Regions from separate parts of the Homo sapiens genome. Here region 1 is linked to region 2. A link is a loop called in an ENCODE intact Hi-C map of the cell type or tissue named here. Cell type or tissue: sigmoid colon. All regions are shown on one strand. Region 1 overlaps TMOD1 (tropomodulin 1). Region 2 overlaps TMOD1 (tropomodulin 1).

Region 1 (2,500 bases), 65 kb before region 2:
TGCTGACGGTCGCAGGACCCAGGCAGGCACGGAGACTCGGATTTCAAACAGGCTCCAGAGTGTGTGCACCTCCCACTCTGGCAGGAGAAAAGTAATTGAGCACAGGGGTGTGGGAGCAGGCATGGGCCATCTGAGACCTGAGATTCTCAGACCACTGTGGTTTCCCAGTTGGCATTTTCAAAGACCCCTTTCTCTCTCAGTTCAAAGAAAAGAGAAGAGAAACCAGAGAGAGGATAGGAGATAATGGAGGCCAGTGAGTTTCTGTCCCAGCCACACAATTGATCCCTTCATTAAGATCAGCTCTGTTACCTGATTTGCAAGACAGTATGTGAGCTTCGAAAAGGCCTGGAGGGCCTCCCTTCTTTTGGAGAGCACAAACATTCCAGTTCTAGTTTCACCCTCCCTTGGCCCATGCTCTGAAATCACAGCACAGGGAGAGGCCAAAGATATGCAGACAATGAGAGACTCCTAGCCAGCCAGCAGGTGTCTGCCCCTCCCACGGCTTCAGAGCAGGAGCAGAGCCCAGAGAGGGGAAAGAACTTGGTCTAGGTCACACATCCAAGCAGAACCAGATCAGAACCCTGGTGCCTTGGCACCTAGGCCACTGCCCTCTCTGTTATAGTCCATATTCCTCCTGTTTTTGTTTAATGAGTGCTTAGATGGCACTCACTATGTGCAGGTGCTGTTCTAAGGAATTTGAAAATATTAACTTATTTGACCATCATCATGATCCTAGGAGGCAGGCGCTGTTATCATCCCCATTTTACAGATGAGGAAACTGAGAGGTGAAGTAACTTGTCCAAAGTCCCACAACTAGGCGATGGCAGAGCCACTGCGTGTGGGTCTGGAGTCCACGACGTAGCCATGCCACTCCAAGGCCTCATGGGAGTGTTCAGGGAGAGAGTTTAGACTGCAGATGTGCTCTGGTTTTGTGGTTGGGGGTCGCTGTAGGAAAATAATCCCTCTTTTTTCTGGGAAAGAGCCTGAGGTGCAGAAGTCCAGGTTCCAGTCCTGGCTCTGCTCTGGACTTGGGTACGTGATTTTCCTTCTTTGGATCTCAATTTTCCTGTCTGTAAAATGGATACAGTCGGCCTAGATGGCCTTGGAAGCCCCCTCTAGCTCTAACCACATATGATTTCTTTGAACCATTCCTGGCTGTCTTAGTACCTGAATTCAACAAACACTTCAAGGGGTGACGTTTCTGGTTATGCAATTGTTAAGCCCCAGTGTCATGTGGCAGAATGGAGTACGAGGACTTGGAAAGCAGCTCTGTTTGCAGCAGAGGATTCCAAACTTGTGCACGTTAAAAAAAAAAAAAAAGTCCCCAAAACTTTCTATCTCTCTCTCTGGAAAAACTCGAGCTTATCATGAGATTGTTGCACTTGGACTCCCTCGGGAAAGGAATGCTTCATGTGCTAAAAGTATCCGCTGTTGACTGATTCCCCAGAGGATCTGCCCTTTCTCATCTCTCTGGAGTTAAGTGGATGCTGCTCTGAAGCAGAGCCAGCTCCTCAGTTCAGATTGCCTTTGTACCAGGCAGTGGGGGCAACACAGAGAGAGGTTTTGAGAATGACAAGTCATCGTGACTTCTGCAGGGAGCAGTGTACAGTTTTCATATGAGTAATAGACGCTCAATACTTCCTGGGTGTGCCATAAGCAAAGCCCTACGTGGATTATCTCATTTAGTCCTCTGGGAGGGTTCAGTCATTAGCCCCATTTTAAAGATGGAGAAGCCGAGGCTTAGAGATATAAAGTAACCTGCCCAGGATGCAATCTGAGCGGTGCTGGGATTCCAACCTAGACAGTCTTGGCCCAGTAACCTGTGCTGTTAACCCTGGGAGCACCTCTGAGACTAGCCCAGAAGGAAACTCAGAGAGCAGATTGGGGAATTATGCGTAAATTCTTATTTCCAACTTGATTTCTTTTGAAGTTGTTATGTTATTTTCACAATAAATACTAATCTTTCAAGAAAAGAAGAATCCACCAACACAAGGAATTTAACTGTAAATATTGATTGTTAATGAGGATTTGGGGAAAGGCAGAACATTTTTTAAACTGTCTCAGTAAAAGGCTCAAAATATTCGCAGGAGAGAAGATGGTAGAGATAATTCAACCTTATAAAGAAATTGGGTCCTAAGAGTTGATTTTAAAGTCAGCTGTCAGGAATCTGTGACACAATATAACCATAGAAACAATAATGGAAAACAACAGACCCTCTGCAAAGCCTGAATAATAATAACGATGATTTTCTACTGAGGAGTTTTTTTTTTTTTTTTGAGACAGAGTCTCGCTCTGTCGCCCAGGCTGGAGTGCAGTGGCATGATCTCGGCTCCCTGCAAGCTCTGCCTCCCGGGTCCACGCCATTCTCCTTCCTCAGCCTCCCGAGTAGCTGGGACTACAGGCGCCCGCCACCATGCCTGGCTAATTGTTTTTGTATTTTTAGTAGAGACGGGGTTTCACCGTGTTAGCCAGGATGGTCTCGATCTCCTGACCTCATGAT
Region 2 (2,500 bases):
TCCCTTAGAAAGAAACTGGAGCCTGGGGTGGGGGTAGGGGGTCTAGGCAGCAGCTCAGTCAGGTCACACCAGCTGTTAGTGACAGCAAGCATTTTCTGGGCAACTTTTGTGTGCCTAGGACTGTGCTAGGTGATATCAGAGGTAGCAGAAAGGCTACCTCTGACTGAAGAAGCTTTATAACCTTTTAGGGGAAAAAAAAGACTCAAAGGCATGCCTAAAAATTCAAGAATGCCTACAAATTCTATCTAAACAAAGTGAGGAAATGATTTATTGAGACAGAGGCCAGTTAGGCAAAGCATGCTGGTTGGGGATGGGGCTTTAGCCAGCCTTGAAAGGAAGAGATAGGTTGATGGAGGAGGTCTAGAGGCATCCCTCTGGGGGTTCTAGGAGTATTAGGAAGTAGTGCTGGGGGTACAAAGGAGAGACAGAAGGATCTAAAAGGATTGGAGGAACTGTTAAAAGGAGTTAGACCTAGGAGGAAAAATGAGTTCACAAAGTAGGAAGGGAAGGGCATTCCAAGCAGAGGGAACAGCATGAGCAAAGGCAGGACAGTTGAAAGTATATGGGATGTTCACAAGGAATGGGGCTGGGTAGGTGTTTGGGTGGCTGCAGCCCAAGGCCTTTAATGTCAAGCTCAGGGGCCTGGCGATGGAAGCAGGTGGGAAGCAGAGACCGTGGCAGTTTCCTGGACGGTGATGCCAGGTGATAAAATTGGGCCTCTGGGTTACCCCAGGGAACTGTGGGCAGCTGCTCCCTTGGGGTTTCCTACAGAAGGAATTAGAGATGAATCATCTCAGTGATTACAGGGAACAGAGTGCTACTTGGTGATGTAGGATCTCTAGCTTTAAAATGAAATTTGCGCCCATCTGCTAATTTTTGTAAGAGAAATGTTTGTTATGGCAGTGCCTCAGCTTCCTCCTGACTTTACAACAGATTATTTGCATCCTACATTAATGCCGCAGTGAAGCAGACAGACTTCATGTTTTCCAACTGAATATTTGTATCGTAAAAGCCTCCTGCCAGCTCCTCCTCGGGACTGAGGCTGTTAGCAGGCCTGGCAGCAGGGAGCGCAGATTGGGAAGGGAGCAGGCCTCTCAGGCCTCCTGCTCATTCTCACCTGCCTCTGCTGGCTCTTTGCCCATGGCTGGGGCCTCTGCAGTACTTGGGCTCCTCCTTGGGGGACATTGAGTCCCCAAGGCTATGAGGACAGCGACTGGCTCTGCAGACAGGCGGTATGCCCAGGATGCATCCTGACCAGTGCGTCTTCGGTCCTCCCCACCCTGGGCACCAAGCTCTAAACAGAGCGTTCTGTGAGTGCAGGGTGCCAGGGAGGAGCCGAGCTGTGGATCCCATCTGCGTTTTCCCACAGCAATACCTCAGATGACTGTCATCTCCACACTATTTATAGCAAAGAGCCAGGCCAAGCATGGCACTTCAGGTCCTCTAAATCTGCCACTGCAGCTCTCTCCACTTAGCAAAATCTGAATTGCAGCCTGTGAGTTAAGACAGTTGTGTGGGTTGGGGTATCGTGTGGAGGGAGAGTAACATGTTTAAAAGCAGAAAACATCCCTTCCTGGGAGTCACCATTTTACAGTATTCTCAGGGAAGACCTTTGCAGCAAGCAGCCCAGACATAGCACACTGCAAAGCAATTTCTAAAAAAAATGTATTTTATTGTCAATTGACAATTTGTAATTGTATATATTTATGTGATACAAAGTGCTGTTATGATTTATGAATACAATGTGGAAAAATTAAATTAAGTGAATTAGCATATCATCACCTCAAATACTTTTTGTGGTGAGAACGTTTATTTTTTAGCAATTTTGAAATGTATAATACACTATTATTAGCTATATTCACCATGCTGTGTAACAGAGCTTTATAAAACACCTTATTCCTCTTGTCCAACTGAGATTTTTGTATCCTGTGGCCATTATCTCCCCATTCCCCACCCACAGCTTCTGTAATGACAGTTTTACTCCCTGCTTCTATGAGGTCAATTGTTTTAGATTCCACATATAATTTGTCTTTTTGTGGCTGGCTTATTTCACTTAGTATAATGTTCTCCAATTCCACTCATGTGGTTGCAAATGAACAAATTTCCTTTTTTTTTTTTTTTTTTTTAAAGAAAAGGCTGAATCGTACTCCATTGTGCATATATCCCCCAGTTTCTTTATCCATTCTTGTTGATAGACACTTAGGTTGATTCCTTATTTTGGGTATTGTGAATGATGCTGCAATGAACATGGAGTGAAACATCTTTTCAACTGATTTTAATATTTTGGGTAAATATCCAGAAGTGGGACTGCTGGATCCCAAATCAGTTTCATCATAGTCCCCCAAACCTATCTCAGAAAAGGCAGCCAGGTACGGTGGCTCACACCTGTAATCCCAGCACTTTGGGAGGCCGAGGCAGGCGGATCACCTGAGGTCAGGAGTTTGAGACCAGCCTGGCCAACATGGTGAAACCCTGTCTCTACTAAAAATACAAAAAATTA

Evidence for each region. Peaks named below come from ENCODE experiments on the same cell type or tissue, not always from the same donor. Only the 100,000 strongest peaks of a DNase experiment are listed, where the experiment ranks them.
Region 1: it touches region 2 in a loop (2.8-fold over the local background); 9 of 110 quality-filtered maps call a loop at or near these places.

The regions. Positions count from the first base shown.
Region 1 is chr9:97,528,230-97,530,729 of GRCh38, forward strand. All of the region lies in intron 2 of TMOD1 (tropomodulin 1), which reads left to right. Among named protein-coding and RNA genes, the nearest start is that of TMOD1-AS1, 13 kb to the left of the region's middle. RefSeq lists enhancers at 1-46, 1,479-1,528. In sigmoid colon, no CTCF peak of the experiment used is centred here; a DNase peak (open chromatin) is centred at 1,482.
Region 2 is chr9:97,593,428-97,595,927 of GRCh38, forward strand. All of the region lies in intron 9 of TMOD1 (tropomodulin 1), which reads left to right. Among named protein-coding and RNA genes, the nearest start is that of TSTD2, 39 kb to the right of the region's middle. In sigmoid colon, no CTCF peak of the experiment used is centred here; a DNase peak (open chromatin) is centred at 1,134.